2 separate regions of the Mus musculus genome follow, and region 2 is linked to region 1. The links are chromatin loops, found by intact Hi-C in ENCODE. Cell type or tissue: heart. All regions are shown on one strand. Links, peaks and the distances in the headings refer to the core of each region. The heading gives the core; the rest is flanking DNA.

The links. Hi-C counts contacts between places; a loop is a spot of excess contacts. Peaks named below come from ENCODE experiments on the same cell type or tissue, not always from the same donor. Only the 100,000 strongest peaks of a DNase experiment are listed, where the experiment ranks them.
Region 2: a loop joins it to region 1, with 4 times the contacts of the local background. A loop is called at or near these places in 2 of 42 quality-filtered maps.

What each region holds. Positions count from the first base shown.
Region 1 is chr5:122,581,125-122,591,437 of GRCm38, forward strand. Ift81 (intraflagellar transport 81) reads right to left here. Exons shown (of 19, transcript NM_009879.4): 11 at 9,956-10,102. Among named protein-coding and RNA genes, the nearest start is that of Ift81, 28 kb to the right of the region's middle. In heart, for the core only: no CTCF peak of the experiment used is centred there; a DNase peak (open chromatin) is centred at 4,687.
Region 2 is chr5:122,523,901-122,534,213 of GRCm38, forward strand. No RefSeq gene overlaps it. Among named protein-coding and RNA genes, the nearest start is that of 1700040P09Rik, 15 kb to the left of the region's middle. In heart, for the core only: no CTCF peak of the experiment used is centred there; DNase peaks (open chromatin) are centred at 1,781, 3,251, 4,021, 5,581 and 3 weaker places; H3K27ac peaks cover 6,326 bases.

The DNA of each region.
Region 1 (10,313 bases), core at 930-8,929:
ATGTCAGCTGAGACAGACGCACATGCTGAGGCAAGACTCATGGAGGACATGTGAAATTTGGAGGGATTATAAAAAGAACGACCAGTGACAAAGGCTGAGTTTGGCTGATGAACAGTGACAGAGGCTGAGTTTGGCTGAGGTAGCCTTAAATGCTTGCTGGTCTTTTGTCTTCGCTGCTCTTTGCCCGCTGAGATACAAACTGAAAACTTCTCCTGATGTCCCTCCGGATCCCTCCTACTGACTCGTGCCAAGACTGATGCCTGTTTCTCTCTGCTAGGTACTGCTGCTGATTCGAGTTTGCTACTGAATTAGACTATTAGTGTATCCATGAAGTGTTTGCCAGTGGATTGAGCTGTCACTGCTAACCTGTAAACTGAACTGCCGATTTCCAGACAACACAGATAGGAGCTGCTCCAAAGAACCTTTCTATAAGTAGATTCACTTCTCCACCCTCCCACTCTGTATCCTTTCTTTCTTTCCCACTACCTCTGGTGGGCTATAGGCTAAAAGGGAAGCTAAAACATTTAAGAACCATCATTAAAAATAAGATTTGAAAGACTTCTCCTCCCACTTTTAGGCTAAAAGGAGCCTGCTGCTACCACCACCGTCCTGGGTCTGTGAGCACTTGGGAAAAAGTGCTTCAAAGTGTTCTCATTAAAGTAACTGCGGACATACTTCAAAAATATTGCTGAATTTTACAAGCCAGACTGATCAAAGAGGTAAGTAAATGACCTTTAGAGGGAAGGGAGGTGGTAATGAAAGTTGTGTGACTTTTATATTTATTTCTGTCAGCAAACACGGGTTAAAATATCAACAGTGCAATTCCATTGTTTAAATAACAACACACTGGTCCTAAATGAAAGGGCTGTTGTTTTGCTAATGACACACATATACTGTTATAAATAATTTTTTGTTGTTGTTGTTTTGATTTTTTGAGACTGGATCTTACTATGTAGCTCTGGCTGTCCTGAACTCACTATGTACACCAGACCAGACGGGCCTCAAACACAGAGATCCACCTGCCTCTGCTTCCCAAGTGCTGCGATTAAAAAAGTACACTACTACATCTGGCAAATGAATGCATCTTAACATAAAAAATTAGTTGAAATTTTTCTTCTTAGATTATGCTTGAAAGATAAAACCTTGACTAGGCAGTGGTGACGCACACTTTAATCTGAGCACTGGGGAGGCAAAGGCAGGAAAATCTCTGAGTTTGAAGCCAGCCTAATCTACAGAGTGAGTTCCAGGACAGCCAGGGCTACACAGAGAAACCCTGTCTCAAAAAACAAAATCAACAGCAAAAAAAAAACCCTCCACCACCACTGCCTAAAAACCTTAAATGTTCTATGCTTAGTTATAAAAGTTTTAAAAATATATGCCCTAGAGTGGAGCTGGAGAGATGGTTCAGCAGTTACAAGCACTTAGGGTCTTAGCAGTCACATGGGCGTTTACAACCACATAGCTCTGGTTCTAGGGGATCTCCTGCCCTCTCCTAACTTCTGAGGGTACCAGGCACATACATACATACATACATACATACATACATGTATATGTACATATAGACACACACACATGCATGTGCTACACAAACACACATGTAGAAAAACACTTATACACTTTAAAATAAGTAAATGTTTAAAATGTAGAAGAGGCTATTTAAAATAGTTCTAAAGAAGAATAATTCCAAAGTAGATGTTTCCAAGAATCACTGTAAGCAGCTGGCAGGCAGCACAGCAGGAAACAGTCCCTGCTATTTGAGCCTGATGGCCTAGGTTCCGTCCCGAGAGCCTATGCAGAAAGCCCCATGTGTCCGTGTACATCTGTGATCCTAGCATGTCTGAAAAGTGCCAGGAAGCAGAGCGGAGAATCGTGCAGCTCAGAAACAACAGAGACGGCAATGCACAGGAGGCAGGAGGAGAGAACCAGCTCCCAGAAGCTTCCTCCTGTGTCTACGCCTGTGCTGGGCATGTGCATGTGTACACACTCAAATTAATAGGCAAGTCTTTTATTAAAAGAAATCAGTTTCATGCTAATGAGGCACTTGCAGCCATGCCTGACAACCTGAGCTCTAACCCTGGGACCCACAGAGTGAATGGAGAGATTTGCCTCCCTCATGCCATCCCCTGACCTCCACAGGTGCTCTGTGCACACAGATATATTCACATGTAAGGAAATGAAAAGGTAAATTTAAAATGAAAAGAATGACTTCCAAAGGAAGTCATTCCAAAATTTAAGCATTTTATCTTTAAAGACACAGTGTTTCACTGCGTGTGTTCATGTGTGTGAACTTGCACATGTATGTGGCTGATATCACACCAGGATTTTATTTGGTGGTGGAGGACACTGACTGGGGCCCTCATGTTTCAGCAGCAAACACTACTGACTGTGCCACCTTGCCAATCACAAACAAAATTGTAAAGGTGTGCCTGGTGCCTGCGGAGGTCACAAGAAGGCAGCAGGTCCCCAAGAACTGGAGCTAGGAGTAGTTCTGAACCACTGTGTGGATGATGGGAACTTGAACCTGGGTCTTTTACAAAAGCTTAAACAGAGTGCCATCCCCAGGCTTTAAACGATTTTAGTAGTAGTAGTATCATCATTATCATCATCATCATCATTTGGGGTGTGTGTGTGTGTGTGTGTGTGTGTGTGTGTGTGTGTGTGTGCACATGCGCCTAAGTGTGTGTGCAGGTTCCCAGAGGCCAGAAAACAGCATCAAATTCCCAGAGGCTGGAGTTACAGGTGGCTGTGAGCTGCCTGATGTGGATTCTGGTCCTTCCAAAGAGCAAGTAGGTGCTTTTAACCAATGAGCTATTTCACCAGTCAAGAGACTTGTTTGAAAAAAACAAGTCATTTTAAAGGGGGAAAATAAAGGCATAGGATATAAGCAATACATTTGTGCAAGATTAAGATAAAAGCTTCCCATTTTGCACTGTAATAGGTCACCCAAACAAATGTGTCCTCATTACAGTGAAACTCCAAGCCTGCCATTGGGTAGAAAAGTGCAATTCAGTACTATCATCAATCCTGTGTACCATTATACACATGGAATCCAATGTTGTCATTTGGGAAAGAGCAGCCCCCACTGTGAATGCTTAGGTCAGTAGGATTCATGCTTTTCGGTTTAGGCCGTAGGTGCTAAGGGAACACGCTCTTATGTGGAACTAATCTATCTGCAGGCACTGGGGTGGGTAATGGATTAATGATTTACAGTGCTAGCTGTGCCTTTAGGAACAATATTATAGACTCAGCTCCTTCATGATCGAAATGGAATTTGACAAATGTTCTTTCTCCTTTTATCTGCTTACTGTGTTCCTAACCTTTTACAGTAATGATCAGAATCTGGGCTGACCTATTCCTGACACTTCGCAAGCCCACCGGGAACTACAAAACAATTACTGGACTTTCAACCTCGTTCTGAACACTTACCTGAAAACAAGAATCTGCCCCTACTCCAATTTTTTTTTTTTTTGCTTCAATATCCAGCATGAAAATTTTATTCTGAGCAATTAAGCTGGAAGGGTTTCACAAGACAGCTACACAATAGGAATGAACGTTCTGCTGCTCAGGACTATGAAGAGCCATGCATAGTTTAAAGGAGAAATGAGAAATTCCACCAAGCTCTCAAGTTTCTTCTTACAAGTGGACCAGAATGAGTACTGTCTGTTCTCAAATCCCATTAGTCCAACCCCCGTGCTAGTTTCCATGTCTCAATTAAATCACATCTTTGCCAATTGTCTGGTCAAATGATATTTAAATAAAAAGTGCATAGAAATAGGCTTGAGGGAGCTAAAGAGTTCAGGGATGGGATGCCACTATGTACAAACAACATGCTGTGTCCAAAGATAGCATTCCCATTGGTCAGGCTATTTTTCCGCTCACAGGCTCAGAAGTTTGCTCTCAGAGCTGCTACCTACTCTAAGCAAAAAGAAAATGTTTCAAAGCAACCTTTGTTTTCTGCTAAAATGGCCGTCTGTTCACAACACCCAGCATAACCAGTGTAACATAAACACGTACACAAATACTATCCCAACCTTTCCCAACCTGTTAGTATTACATTTTAAACTTTAAATTAGAAAATCTCAGCAGGCAAGCATGAACGATGTAATTATGTGCATATGGTAGTAGCTAGTTAGCTGTGCCCTCTTTACAGTCTATAATGAACAGTGTTATATGTGCTGGTTGCAATCAGCCTTAAGCAGAGGCTGGCCCAGGAATGTCTATCTTAAGAGAGCGGACCACGCCCTCCCAAGTCTCTGTGCTTCTCCTAGGAATCAGACCACCAGCTCACAGCTCACTCTAATGAACGCTTCACCTGCCGTTAATGTTCCAAGAAAAAAGCTGAAAATCTAATATTGCCTGCATCACATACTACTTCTATTATAGTAAGCTGAGCCAAATTTATTTGGTCCAATTTTGTTCTCTGTCTTAGGAAATTTTAGGACCCATAGGCCCTGCTATGATAGAGAACAATGCGATTTGAAAGGCTCTAAAAATACGGCAGGCAGGCAGGCTTGCCTCGGCTCACTTGGAAGGGCGGATGATTCAACCACAAGTGTCAAAATTTGGTTCCCAATTTTTCGGGAACTGACAGCTGCAGCAGATCTTGCCAGGATTCCCTTATCTCCACGCTGCTTCTCTTTGAAGTCCTTAAAGAAGATTTCATAATCTTCCCTATTTAGCTCTAGGATTTCTGGTGGTGGCTGCAGAATGAAATGCTTGGCTGTTTTTAAAGCTGCTTATAATAGTATTTGACTAAGCACATTTTCCGAACTGCCGAGCGTCTGGTGATGGTGGGGAAGAGGGTGCAATGGGCTGCACCCAACGGTGACCTCTCAACCCATGGACCAGGGGAACGTACACACCCTTCAGGTTCATTTGGTGCTTTAAAAGAATTTAGACCCAAAAGACATACTCCAATCTGAATGAAAACCCTGGGAACATAGCCTACAAGCTTAGATTGTTGACTAAAAAAATGGCAAAATATCACACCAAAAGAATTGGCTACAGGCTACCATATTAAATAGCAAATTTAACCTTGTGATCAGGATTATAAAACTACTTGAAGATGTAAACAGCCATGGCTAGGGTGAAGAATGATTAATTTTTCTCATCAACTGAGGCTTGCAAAATAGTGCCAAGACATTTGTTAATATTCATAGTCTGATTTAAAAAAAACAAAAACAAAAACAAACAACTTTTCAATGGACAGGCAGATCTCTGTGGGTTTGAGACTACCCTGGTCTATATATTGGGTTCCAGGCCACCTAGGCTGCACAATGAAACCATGTAGATAGAAATGGAAGCAGGGGATGGGAGGAGGGAGGAAGGAAGCAAGGAAGCTTTCATTCCAAGTGTCTGGTACCCAAGCCGCATCTGTGGTCTTTACTGTTTCCTGACTTGTGAGCTCAAGAGCGCTACAGACTATAACGGTCCACAGAGACTGCTGTCAGCATAGCATATGCTGGAGAAGGCCACAGTGAAGGTGTGAGCAGGAAGACAGCATCAGGGAGTGCATCCTAGAAGAGGCTCCCCTGGAGCTAACACCTTCCTGTTACTTGTAGAGAAGCCCACTGACAGCAGCACCTGCCACCAAGACACCGACACTGTCTTGGTCCTGCCTTCTCATTACTGCTGCTACTGGTGTAGCTGCTCTAGCTCCATCCCAATGAGACTTCTGTGTAATACATGTAAACACTTCAAAACAGAAAAGGTAAGATCACTTAAGATCTTGTTCCAATACTCAAAGTTGTCTTAATTTGGAATAATGGCAGTGACTTGCACTTTAAACCATATATGGATTTATGTTATTGTTTAGATTTAAATTTTATTTTTATTTTATGTGTGGAGTGTCTGCCCAAGTGTGTCTATGCATCACGTAAGTATGGTGTCCATGAAAGGCCAGAAGAGGGTGTTGGATCCCCTGGAATTACAGATTCCATGTGGATGCTGGGAATTGAACCTGGGATCCTCCAGAAGAGCAGCCAGTGCTCAGAAACACTAAGCTGCCTCTCCAGCCTCCATATGAAGATTTTTAACCAGAATCTAATATCAAACTAACTTACAAATTAAAGTGTGTTTTCTCTTATAAGTGATAACATTTTGAAAAGTCACACTGAGATATTCCTATATGCTCCGTGGAGGGTGATTCCCACCTATTTTATTCATTGACTTTCACTCTTAATTAATTAACTAATTAATTTAGCTTTAAGACAGGATCTCTTTATGTAGCCCTGGCTGTCCTGGAACTCACTCTGTAGACCAGGTTGGTCTCGAACTCAGAAATCCACCTGCCTCTGCCTCCCGAGTGCTGGGATTAAAGGCGTGCACCACCACTGCCCAGTAACTTTCAAATCTTTTTAACATGAAATTTTATTCTCAAACAAAGTCTTATTTTCGTTGTTCAGATAAAACAAATGAGGTGGCTGTTCTCAACAGAGGATGTGAACATGCCCCCCCTGTCTGCTGGGACCCTTCTTCTAGATGTTGCCCTGCTATAGTGTGAAAATACAATGTTGAGCTTGAGGAAAGGCTATACAAACCCCAGATACCCTGAGCCACTCAAAACCCATAAAAGTTACAGAAAAAAATGTTAATATTATCTAAATTACAAAGTATCTGAGGAAAACAAAAGAAACTAACACCATAAAGGAATTTGTTAACTCAAATAAGAAGCTAATAGTTAAAACTGTTCCATGGCTAGAACAAAAAAACTACATTAGAATGTGTCAAAAATATATGCAATTATTATTTTTAGAATCTACACAGGTGTTTGAGGAGATTCTTTGGCTTCTACTCAAAACACAGTACAATGCTACTCAAATTTCTCAAACCCACAGAACAGTATTTCTGTGTCTGTCTCCAGAGACAGGCCTGACATGATTTAAAGATGCATTATCACTTGTTTCTCTCTGGAAGGGTTGGATTGGGGATAAGAAACAGTCCGACTTTCATACTATAACAATCTATTCAGGAAGCTGGGCAGATTAATCAGCTCTGCAGATAAGCGCACTGGCCGCTCTTCCAGAGGACCCACATGTGGCTAACAAGTCTCTGTAACTCCAGGGGCTCCATCTCCTTCCTCTGGTCTCCCCAGACACCAGGCATGCACATGGCACATAGATACACATACAGAAAAAACTCACATACACATAAAAAGTTTGAACTGGACTGCACTGATCTTCTACATGTCTCTTACTCTAATCACACTAACAAGATTACCATCACAAGTACATTCCTATTGTTGGACATCCATTACCAAAGATATGGGTATTTGAGGTTTTTGTTAACTTGTTTGCCATTCATTTTATTTATTTATTTATTTATTGTTACCAAAGGTATGTTTTTAAAGACTGAGCACATGGCAATGGCTCAGTGAACAGCTGCTACAATAATTCTTACCAGCACTGTCTTACTCCATCTTGAATCTAGGTTATGTATCAAGTAGAAAATTATTTCATAGTTTTCTAATAGCTCCAGTTTGAACGCTGCTCTCAAATGTTAAGCTGTGAACTAGAGTTTTAGTTTCCACAATATCCACGCAGTGATAACGAGACCAGAGAAGTCTCAGAAGCCAACGCACCGGAGCGTCTGGTGCTGTACGGACCCTGTAGGCACTAATGCAGTCAGTCTTCATCGTGAGCAGGGAAGACACACCTAGTCATCTGGCATTAACCATCCTGCACACTCTGTACATTCACACTTGCCGATGTGGATGAGTGGCACTCAGACGACGCCAACGTGCATTAAACCCCCCCCCCCATAGAATGATGGCTCCACGTGCGACGTGGTGACTCAGCCCGCTTTGTAAGAAGCTTTGATATCAAATATTTGATGTGTTTTTCCTAGAGACCATCATCCCCATTTTACAGACGGAAAATCCTCAGAAAAGTCAAGAATCTTTTCAAGGTCAGTAAAAACACAGACCGTACTTTGGACAAGTCTCAGCTGTGCAATGCTCTCCCTGGATGCACTTAAGCGGTCCTCACTCTGCACGAGGTTCTGTCATGGCATCCTTTATAAACACTATACAACCAACCCATCCTCCCTCCTTCCCCACCTTCTCTCAGAGTCTATGTAGTCCATCCAAGCTGGCCTGGCACTTGCTATGTAGCCCAGGCTGGCCTCAAACTTCTGACAATCTTCCTGCCTCAAGGCACTCCTGAGTGCTGTGTTTACAGGCACAAGCCACAAGCAGGCAGCTTCGTGCCACTCTCTCTTAACACCCTCTCATCAAGTGCTCCGATAGGTAACATTTAAGTAAGAGGGGTTGAGTGACTACCATGTGATGCCAAATAAGAAACTCCAGAGAAGGCCGCCCATCTTATGTAATGTTAAGTAGAGCAAGCTTCCTCCCCTTGCCCATATGGTCTATCCTCTATCAAAGTTGAAAATAAAATTGGTCTACCAAGATTTGTTCTTTAGAAATTACGCATAATGTTCCCCAATACCTTCTGTTCTCTTAGGTAAATGCCAAATAATTTACTTGATTTGTTCTAGTTTTGATCACACATTTCTCAAAAATTAAGTTGACCATAGCAATTCCAAAGCTATCTTTTTCCACTTAAAAAGTATTCTTGGTCTGCTGTCAGATACCTCTACACAACATGATGTCTTGAAAATAAAGGCTTACAGCTTGTCACTGGGTTCCTTCCCCCCACATGTGCATAGAGAGAATGCCCAGTGAGCCTGAGGCAGGGTCCACAGCACTGTGGTCACAGCACTTGCCCTGGCACTGGGCCTTCACAGTTGATAAAACCTAGGAAGCAGGCAGGAGTCTCCTACCCAGCTCCTGAAGGATGTGTCGACCACATGCTGCCTCACTAGCAGTGCTGCTCCCTTTAGACTGAAAGCCACGTTGGAAAGCTACAGTCAGAAGCTCAGGGGACACTCTGCAGCAGAGGAAGAATCCACTTGTGCTGGGCACAGGGAAGGAACACGGCCAATTTTTCACAGTATTAACTCAAGAACTTCTCAAAGTCCAAAATGAGGTTTGGCTATGTGCAGCTTTTCAAAGGAGCCTCTGCTGGGGTCTAGAAGCTAGAGAATACAGGCAAGGTGTTGGAGTCCAGCTGTGGCCTGCCACTTGAACTGCTACGTAAGAAAGCACTGGGCAGAGACAAGACTCTGGGCTTTATTCAAGATGTCTGGCTTTACCCTCAGCTGCACTTGAGCTAATTTTATGGAAAACAATGAAGAATGGTATTTTGCTACTCGAGTTCAGCCATCAGCAATCAAGATTAACTGCCCCACTAACTTACAAGTCTGACGCCATAAACGCAATTATTAAAGCATTGCTCAAAACGCAAAGGGCATAGGAATGTAGCATTTTAAAACAGATAAACATGCAGGATGAGGTCACTTTCACGGTTGTTAGTCAAATGCATACTACTAACAGCAATTTAGTAATAAAGCTTTCTTACTTTATTAATCAACAAAGACAAATTCTTATCTATTTGATTCTACTAGGTTTGCTTTGCTTTTATAATTTAATACTTAAATAAATCCAATATTAAGTCATTAAAATGTAAAAGCACTGGTGATGGAGAGATGGCTCAGAGCACGCCCTACTCTTCCAGAGGACTGAGTCTGGGTCCTAGCACTGATATCAGGTAGTTCACAACTACTGTGACTTCAGTTCTACGAAACACAACACCTCTGGCCTCTGCAGTCATGCATGCTCACAAGCACACCCTCCCCACACACACACACACAATTTAAATCAAAAGACAAGTGAAACTCTGGAATACTGTTTCGAAAAACTCCAGTCTTTCATATCTTATATCAAGAAATTGTCAATATTACCTCAAAAAGGACAAAACATTTAATACTTCAGTTTTTGTAACTTTTACTAAATGAATTAACTTCACACCAACATACACTTAAGAAGTTAACCGCGTCAGTGATCTAGAACAAACTTCACTGTCATAACCTTCAGTCATGGGATGCTTCAACTTACCTCATCTCCCTTCAGAACCTCAGTGCCGTCGAACTCCCGGGTCTGGTTTGTTTTCACCAACACCTCTCTCTCAAGGCTGGCCAGCTTCTCCTTGGTCTCCTGCAGCTCCTCAGCTTTGGCTTCTTTCTTACGAGAAATGATGGATGCCTAGTTGGATAGTCAATACGAGAATAAAATAGTAAATACATTCAGTTTTCTGTTATCTTGTGAAATTACCTTTTGGGGGAGGATTTTCACCAATATAAATGTTCAGGGTCAGCTTTGCTGCTCCTGACCAACACTGCCTGCTCCTCTGGTCCTTCTCACCGGTGGGTGTTTACCACGACAAACATGGATGGTCAAACTCACATTCTGAAAG
Region 2 (10,313 bases), core at 1,277-9,276, 57 kb before region 1:
TCATCAGGCTTGGTGGCAGGTGTCTATCTGTGGAGCATCTCACTAGTCTCGTTCTATCCAGTTTTACAGTAACTGCTCGCTGTCTACTCTTTAGTCCAGGCTGGACTTGAACTGTCTCTCTTCCTCAACCTCCACGGTGTTGGGTTTCCAGACCCAAGTGACTGCCACCTCTGTGTCCAATGACCCTCTTTTGTAGATCTGCAACCAGTTTATAAGTTACAAGAGGCAGAGGGGGTGAGAGGAGGGGTGTGGAGAGCAGGGGTGGATGGCAGTGTATGGAAGGAGTGGGCTCTCTGTTTTATACCATTTCTCTCACTAGTCTGTCCTCAAGAACAGGGCCTCCACCTTGTTGACCCTGGATTCCCACATCCAGACACAATGCCTGGAACAAAGGTAATGTTTCCGTGGGCACCAGCAGTGTCCGATAAATTTGGCTAAGCAACCCGAGGCCAAGTCAGGGAGGATTAAGCATTTGTCAAGAGATCTCTTGTTCAACCTGTCCTGTTGCTGGGCTTCAACAAAACAGTTCTGCTGGCAATGGGGATCCCTGCAGGAGGTGTGAAAGGTCACCAAGACCTTGAGAATGGGCAAGTCCTGGGAGGGGCTCCAACTCCCCTTGTGCTGTTGGATTTAGAGCCAGTGGCCTCTCTCTCTCTCTCTCTCTTTCTCTCTCTCTCTCTCTCTCTGTGTGTGTGTGTGTGTGTGTGTGTGTGATACACACTCCCCAGTGTTCCCTTCTACAGAGACTTCTCAAGGTCAAATCCAAAGGTCCTGAGGTTGGCTAGGCAGATGGGTGGGAAGGGGTGGGTGGAAAGAGAGCCACCCCAGCAGTTGCTGGGCCCTGGAGAGGGGGGATCGAGGTTAGTGCTTGAAGTTCAGGGAGCTCGTAGATCTGGTCTCTCAGGAAAAAAAACTAAAGCTCGTCCAGGAAGGGACCTCAGGCTTCAGCATGCCTCCCTGTGATTAATAACTACCTCACTGCCTCACCTAGCTGTCTACTGCGGCTTTTGGGTGGGGATCCTCTGCCGTCCACAAGGAAGCCTACAAAGGGTAGAGAACATGAACAGGCCCGGAGATCCTGGGCTGAGTCCAGGCCTTCCTGGCCTGCACTCTGGGAACCACAGGCTTTCTCTGCTTCTCCAAAGGCTCCTCGGTGTCTTTAAGTGAGCTGCTTATTAACCAGAGGACAGCAGGGCACAGGGACAGGAGAGCTGGGACCTGTGGCCAGTAAGTATACATTCAGAAGCAGTGTGGGCAAAGCTGATGGGCCAGCTGGGACATTAGACTGTGGTCTTTGTGGCTCCTGGGGACAGCCAGAGGAACAAGGGTCCTCCACCAGCATTGCATGCCCATAGAAGGGGACAAGAGTACCCTAAGTGGCTATGGGGCAGCTAGTGGCGCACTTGTTGGCAGGGCTGAGAGGTACTGGACTAAAATTTCCCTTTCAGAGCTACATGTGAGGGAGGCTCTTCCCCGGCTGTAGAAACGCCTCCACCCTCCTCCTTTGCTAAGAGACTTTTAAAGAGAAGGCCCTGGACACAAATGCTTGTGGCCCAGGCATCCTCTTCCCACACTCCACGCAAGCTGCCGTGGCCACCCCAATCTGTACAAGTGCTTCGGCCAGCTGGCTCCTGGGGGTCACGGCAGGGATGCAGAGCACCCCGGCACCCAAAGTGGCTTGGCCACAAAAGGTGTTTTTGTCTACGGAAACATGCATTAGCCGGGCTTTCAGCTGGGTCTTGGGTTTCTGGCTGGTGCTGATTGCGTCAAAGGGAATGGGTGGGAAGTGCTCCTGTTCGGCTTCACACACACACACACACACACACACACACACACACACACATACACACACAGAAGCAGAGAGACAGAGAAAGGGGGGTGAGTGAGCTTCGAGTGGCTGTGCTTAAGGCCAGTGCCTTAAAAATGATGATGTAAACACTGGCCAGCAGTTGGCCTGTGGAGCCCTTGGGGACCAGAGGAGAGAAACTGTCCTGACTTACCCTCCGCCCTAGGCTCTCCAAACAGAAGACCCAGTCCTCATCTATCACCTTAGAAGCTAAACAACTTCCTCAGACAGCTTTGAGGAGCATAAATCAGGAGCTGTAGCTTCTAAGAAGCCTGCGCAAGGCCTCCAATTCTACTATCCTGTCCTCACAGCGCAGGGGGGCTAAGTCACAGCCAGGGCTCATGCAGGCACACATACAGCGGTTCAACTTCTCCGAGTCTCCGTCCTCACTCATTGGTGGGTCAGTGCTATACCTGAGCCACAGGTATCGTGGAGGTTAAACAAGGAGACACCCTGGACATGATGGTTCATATCTGTAATCCCAGCACTTGGGAAATGGAGACAGAAAGACCAGGTGTTCAAGGTCAACCTGGGCTCCATAGTGAGTTTGAGGCCAGCCTAGGCTACAGGAGACTCTGTCTCAAAAACATAAATTAAAAACAAAACAGCAACAGAACAAAGAGAGAATTCACGCGGTGTGCTCTGTGCGGTCTGGGCTTCGGTGAGCGTTGTGGCTACATGCCCATCATCTCAGGGCCTGGAGGCCATCCCCAGACAAGAAAAAGCAGCAGCTCCCCTCAGACCCACCCAGCAAGAAGGCCGTGGGCCAGGACCTCAGCGGCTCACAATGCCCAAGCCTTCTTTCCCTTGCTCTGTCTCTGGCTAACCAGTGCCAGGCCTGCCTACTCCTGCCAAACTCTGTGGTCTCCAACTTATTTGAATTCTCAAAGAGCAGCCCAGTAGATACTTGGAGCCGCTGGAGGAGAGACGGATCCAAGCCTGCCTGGATGGCAGTACTACACTGTCAGTCAGCTTAGGTTCTAAGGTGGCCTGGAGAGCCGCGTTCCCACAGAGAGCGGCTTCTGTAGGCAGGCCAGGGAGCTAGCTGGCTTTGGTTAAAGACTCTTTCCTCTCATATATACTCGCATCTAAATGTGTCACAAGCAAGCGTGGCTCCCCAACAGGTTCCGACATGATGGCTTTCCTGTTCTAAGGTGATGGGACACCATCGCTTCCACTAGGATGGCACTGGGTCCCACTTGGGAAATAAGATCTGGAATGGGCACAGAAACGGCGGGTACCTGCCTGGTGTGGCAATGCCAGGACGAACTGTGGTATGTGGCACAGGAGCCAGGCAGGATGGGAGAGGCGGCTCCGAGTACAGTGACCTTTGTCCTGTTTGTTCTTGGAGAGGGCAGGCCCGGCTAGCACGGCCCTCTTCTCCCAGTGTCTGCCCGAGGCTCTTGGCTGCTCGAATGTTCTTTGGGCTTGAGGCAGCAGCCTAACTTTGGTGGGTGATAAGCAGGGAACCTTCCAGGCAGTTAGGACACTGTGGAGCCTCTGGGGTGACCCAGCAGGCACCGGACTAGGTGTTGTGTGTGCTCCTGCCCCCTCCCCTTCACCCCTCCCTCTGGTTCTTTGCCAGCTGAAGGCTTATCATTAACTAGACATCTAGGCAACCCCTGCCAATTTGGACACTTTGTCACTGGGAGGAGAGAGGGCTAAAGACCCTGTATCTGCTCCACACACCATTCTGTCTCTTCTCAGCTTTGTCCTCTTTTAGCCTTGCTCCCTGCCAAGGCTGCCTGGGTCTCTGGCTCCTGCAGTTGGACATAGACATAGTGATGATGCCTGTGTGATGGAGAGGCAGGGTACTCTGGCCCTTTCCCTGCCGAGCTTTCTGACTGAGCCTGTTTCACCCCGCCCCCTTCTTTTATTTTATTTTATTTTATTTTACTTATTCACTTTACATCCCACTCACTGCCCCTCTCCCGGTCACCCCTCCCACAATCTCCCAGAGCCCCACCCCCCTACCCACGGTCTTCTCCTCTGAGTGGGTGGGGCCCTCTTCTTTCTTAATTCTGAATGAAGCCATCAGGGCTTCAGACATCCCAAGCCAGGCAAAGCATTCCTCTTGGGACGAGTCTGAAGGCTTCTCTTCTCTTTCCTGTCCAAAGTTAGGCCTGGGTGACCACCCCTTTCGCATCACGGAGGGCACTGCCTCTGCCCGCTCTGCCCTGGCTGGCAAGAGAGCTCTAGAGGGTAAAGAGTATCTTTCCCTTTCACAAATAATCGAATCCAGCCGTGTGCTGGAGGACTCGGGTGTATTAATAGCAGATGTTTTGTTTTCCTACTCTGGAGCTTGTCCCTGCGTTCGCATAGACGATAAGAGTCCACACAGTGTTCTCTGCCAGGCACCCTTCTGCCCTCCCCCAGGAGGGGCAAGTTGGGGGCGCTTGTTCCTCTGTTTAAAGCCATTGCTGATTTACAAACTCTGAAAAAATAGACTTAAAAGTTTATGTTCGGTCTCTCTTGGCTACTGTTGCTGCTCAGCAAAGAAACCCTATATTGTTTAAAGCCTCCAGGCAAAAGGGTTGCAAGGCAACCTTCAAACAATAGAAAATACCCTAAACTAAAAATAAAAGCACCAAGACCTGGGAAGTGTGGTAGTGCTTCGGTGAAGTCGCCCTGCGGGAAAGGCAAAGGGGAAGGCTGTCACACCAACATGTGGGCCACTGGTACCCTTCTTGTCTGTGTCTCCTATAGTTCAAGCATACTGGGTCCCCCTTCTTCCTATGCCTGGACTCTCTGTCTTTCCAGTGTCCACAGCCCCCAAACTCAAGAGGCTCCTCTCTCTGTTCTAGGGAAACTTCCTAAGACTAACAATCGCTGACCCTGCCCTTTGTCTCTTGCAATGAAATAATCTCCCATCTCTAAGAAGTCCCTTGGAGGCCTAGGAAGGAAGCTGAGCTCAGGGTAGCATACCCCGGATTTTGGGAGTGCGCCCTGGGAGGGTCACTACTTTGAGGCTGGCCTGGAGTTGTTACACGGTGAGATCCATACAGACTAAAACAAGACAAAACACACAGTTCATAAAGGAAAAGTCCAAGGAAGAAAGGCAGGACTGAGGACAGGAGCTAGGACAGGCTGGGGCCAGAGCCCATTATGATTCATTACATGGTGGGAGGCTCTAAACTAGGGAAAGATCCTTGTACTTTGAGGAAGGGGCCTCAAGCCAAGAAGTGCTAGGCTCCTGAAGCTGGAAAAGCAAGATGGATGCCCTTCAGAGGCCCTAGTGGGGACTTGACCAGTCGGACACCCTGACCTCTGGATTTCTGGCCTTAGAAATTTAAGGCTACAGTCCTGTTTTAAGCCATCAAGTTGGATGTTTGTATAGCAACATCAGGAGACAAATACAACGTTGAAAGCAGAACCTGAGGCTCTCTGGTGAAGACAAGAAACCTGCAATTCACTCTTCAGCATGTGACACAGAGGGCAGACCCATGGGGACAAAGCTGTAAGATCACGGTTTCCCTTAAAGAGTCACAGGGTCATAAAAAGGCTATGCCCTCTCTTCTCTCTCCCTCCACTCACTACTTTCCTCTCCCCTGCCAGCAGGGCAGGCTGGGCAATAGAGTGTCCACCTGTCTGCCTTCAGCAGCTGGGATGTTGTATTTTATCCTGTAACTTGTGACCCATCCAACTAGTGACCCAGAAACAGACCAGACTGGAAAGGGAAACCAGAAGTTAGCAAAACAAGCCACCTAGTCAGCCCCACCTCCACTCCAGGCTGCTAGCCAGCACTTGCTGCAGACTCTCCAAGCAGGGAGACTTGCAGGCCCTCTCCTTTGTAAGCAGGCTCGCCTTTTCCCAGTCTGTTCCCTGAGTGAATGCCTCCTAAGGACTTGCATAAGAGAGCCCGTAAAAGCCTCCCACCTTAAAGCAAGAGGAAAACACTGGATTTTTGGAGGCCCCCTTGTCTCCTGGATGCACACACACACTCAAAGACCGGAATTTACTCTGTTCTCCCTACAATGCCAGGAGATAAGAACCATCGGTCCTGTGTTAGAAGTCAGAGCCCTGAATTATGGTGAGGATGAGTAACATGGTCAAAGTCACATGGCAAACTAGACTGAACCAAAGCAGGAGGCAGCTCTCCCGGCTCCAGAGGACCGGGGAGCACTCCAGCGGACCGGGGAGCACTCAGGCTTAGTCTTTGGTTGTGCAGGTCAGTAGGGCGTGGCCTCTGGGTAGGTGGTCCCGGCAGAATTATAAACCATTAAACCTGTCATTACAAGTCATTACTGATGTCTCAGGAGAAAGATTTTTTTGCAGGCTAAGGAGCTCTATAGAGCTCTCTCTCTCTGTCTCTCTCTCTCTGTCTCTCTCTCTCTGTGTATGTGTGTGAGTCTGTGTTTGGCAGGTAGCCAGGGGAGGAGGTATGTTGCTAGTCAACCATGGGGTCAAGGCAGGTGTGCTCTATACGTGCACATAAACGCACAGAGAGCGTCCCACCAGCATCAACATGACTCCCTCTCTAGCTTCTCTTTCAGCATCTGCTGCTTGTCCTCCTCCACTACTCTTCTGAGAGATCCTGGAGTCTAACTTCAGGAGCAATGCTAATCGACTCCACAAAGTCAATGCCAAGGACTGAGCTGGCCAAGGCTGAATAGCTGTGAGTCTCTGCGACCAGAGCAACCAGAGCAACCAGCACCTGCAGCCTGGCACAGGGGCTGAGCAGCTCAGCCCAGGGCCACCAGTCTTCTGACCTTTGACACAGACAGGCTCTGTGCGGGCACCCTCATTTCCCACTCTCACAAAAGGGTGCCCTTTGTTTCCTGCTAAAAAGCAAGTGAATGGAATGATTTGGTTTCAAATGGCCTGTTCGTCATAAGTATTTACAGTATTTTCATTTGTACTAGTCACCCAAGGGGGCTGTTGTGCAAAAATTTATGCACAGAGTTCTGTTAGGTGCCTCTCCAAGGGGTCAGGGTGGTCAAAGCTGTCCTGTGGTCCCTGTGTCCCATGGGACAGAGGTGGAGACAAGTAGCTGGCAAGGACAAAACCTGAATGAAGGACTGACTCCTGCTCTTTAACATCTGAGATGCCTGTGGGTGTGGGCTCAGGTTTAGTGACCCATCGGAAAGTGTTATGGGTCCTAGACTAAAAGGCGACACCCTTGAATGCCCTTGAATGCTGTGCACATATCTGTATATAAAGGAGTGGACATGGGAGGGAAGATGGGGACTGGGACAAAGGGGCAGGGAAGGTGGGAAATGTCCCCACAATCTCTATAAGACACCTGCTAAGAGTCCAAAAAAATACAGTTTGTAGTTGACACATCACGACTTGTAAGTGAGGAGGCTGCGAGCCTCCAGTTCCTGGGCTGTCTTCCTCACATAGTATCCTTGGGTGGATACTATGGCAAGATGCTTGTTGAGTAGCAATTTCCTCCAAGTTAAAAGGTCCATCCTAGAGGAGAGATCCTCTGAGAGGGATGCAGACAACTCACAAGTATCAGGAAGTACCCAAAACTAACCAGATTCTCAAGGCTCCTCCCTCCCTAAGGTTATATAAGCAGCAAGGGCTCCTGAGGCAAGGAGATTCTCCCAGGTGTCAAACTGACAGCTCCGGGGTTGTAAAGACAGCTCTAAGGTGGCAGTTTTTTTGTTTTTGTTTTTGTTTTTGTTTTTGTTTTGTTTTGTTTTGTTTCTGGTTATCACTCATGTTGGGGTAAGCTGTTGGTGATACAGCTGTCGTTGACTCATCCACGGTCCTGTAAGCAATCTCTAACAGATGCCTTGGTTAAACAGGTTGAGCCCTGGTGGTATTATTACTCTGTCCTTGGATTCCTACGGGGTGAGCAGATGTCAGCTCATGTCTCCCCAGGAAGACTATTTAAGTGCCCCTACTTCCCACCTCTGTGGCCCCTGAAGAAAACTATGCCTTACTTAATGGCCTCTCTACCAACAAATGAAGGAACTGGGCCTCTCACCCCCTCCAGCAATTCAACAGTATTCACTCACTACTCCCCAAAGCCGGAGAGCAAGGCAGCCTCAGTGACCTAGCTACAACAGACGCTACTCACACACTCAGATGTGAAATCACCTGAGTCTTCCATGCCTTTCTGGGCTCCCCATAGGGTTTCTGACTATCAACTGGTTATCTAACATCCATGGGTAACTGAAAATCCGTGGCCAACACAAATATTTCCAGCCCTATGATCCGGGCTTTAGATTTTCAAAGCTTTTCTTCTAAATTGGGTGAGAGGGAGCTGGAAAGATGGCTCTGTGGCTAAGAGAGCTTGCTGGTCTTTGAGAAGGCCTGGGTTCGGTTCCCAGCACCCACATGATGGCTCATGACCATCCTTAACTCCAGCTGCATAGGATCCAACAACACTCGCCGGGTGTGGTGGTGCACACCTTTAATCCCAGCACTCGGGAGGCAGAGGCAGGCGGATTTCTGAGTTTGAGGCCAGCCTGGTCTACAGAGTGAGTTCCAGGACAGCCAGGACTATACAGAGAAACCTTGTCTCAAAAAACCAAAAAACAAACAAACAAACAAACAAACAAACAAACAAACAAAAAACAAGGATCCAACACTCTCTGACCTCCAGTGGCACAAGGCACACATGTGATGTGCGTTCATTATGTATATGAGGCAAAATACTCATAAACATGTGGTAAAGTAAATCTAAAAATAAGAAAAAAATGAAATCCAAGCCAGATTATGTCCTCCTCCTGCTCAGAGGCACTGAATATCATATCAGCGTGTTAAAAAATAAACTGTAAGACAGGCGGGGTGGCTCATGCTTGTAACTCCACATCCAGGAGACAGGCATGAGGCCTGTCATGGGTTTGAGGCAGCTTGGGCTCCACAGCGAGGTGCTACCATGCCCTCCCCCTATGAACGCTATTTCCCTCCCCTTGCTTCAGCTTTCATCACCTAGGCTCTGCCCTGGTCACAGTGGACATTTGCTGGTCCTTACACACAAAGAACTTCCTCCAGCCTCCAAGCCTCTGCACTAGATAGAGCACTCCCAGGTGAAAGGCTCAGCCTACTGTCCACAATGGCTTTGTGACTTGCGTCTAGATTTAAAGGATTCTTTTTCGGAGAAACTTTGCTTGTGTGTTTCATCTTAAATGAAGGGAAAGTGGACTTAGAGGACTGAGTCACCTGGTTCGATCACTTGGTGTCTGTTGCACTTGGGAGTACGATCCAGGGATGCACAGGGCTCCTTCCCTTCTAGACAGGACCTCAGCATCCACTGTCGTGTCCAGCATAGACCACGTGTCCCATAAAAACTGATGGATAAGGAGTAAAAATACAACCATTCCATGCAGCTAATGAAAGTGATAAATAAGGATCAAAGGTAAAGTAGGAATCCCAGCACATCTCTCTCTCTCTCTCTCTCTCTCTCTCTCTGTGTGTCTCCTCTCTGTCTGCCTGTCTCTGTCTCTGTCTCTGTCTCTCTCTCTCTCTCTGTGTGTGTCTCCTCTCTGTCTGCCTGTCTCTGTCTCTGTCTCTGTCTCTGTCTCTCTCTCTCTCACACACACACACACACACACACACACACACACACACATCCATTTAGGAGAGAGACACTCCAGGAATAGAAGGGAGTGTCCCAGTCTGATAAACTGTCTACTACACAGACACGGCACACATCCTAGTTAATGGCGAAGATAAGCGGAAGAGACCCAAGCTCACGACGTCTGTTGGACATTGCTCCAAAGGTTCTAGCCTGGGCAACCAGCTTTGGGGAGATGTGAAGGTGCAATACAGCTGCGACCCAGGTTGCCATGTAATGATGAGAGAGACAATAACAAGTGATGTCGGCCGGGGGTTGGTGGCCCAAGCCTGTGATCGCAGGATAGAGGCACAGGAAGATCCAACAACTGAGGTCAGTTCAAAGCTACCCTGTACTAAATGAGACTTTGCCTGAAAACAAACAAAACAAACAAACAAACAAAACAAAACAAAACCAGAAACCCAAGCCAAATCAGCAAAACCCCCAAACAAACAAACAAACAAACAGGAATAAAACACAACACCCCCTGGCAACAATGTGGATGTGTGGGAATCTTCAGACAGTGCTTCACTGGGCAGAGGATGGCTTGGAAAACAGCTTGCAATTCTTTTGAGAAGTTGAACATGGAGGTGTTGTTTGACTCCAAGAGAATGGAAAACATGGCCACACAGAAGCTGAATGCTCACAGCAACATTCTCCATGGTAGTCAAGAAATAGGAACAACTCAAATGCTTAGGAGCCCGTGAAGACACAAACTGGAGTAAAACCACACAATGGAATGTTCAGCCAAAGGAGGCACAAGACACACCTGCCATGGCCCAGAGCCCCAGTGACAGAGAGGGAAAGGGTTTGGAGGGCAACCTGCCAAGGAAACAAGCCGGTCAGACGCTGGCAAATGCTGCAATCCCACTCCCCTGAGGTGCCGCGGGCGACCACACTTACACAGGCAGGACAGCCAGAGGTGGTGGGAGGGGAAAGTGGGAGCTTGCTATGCAA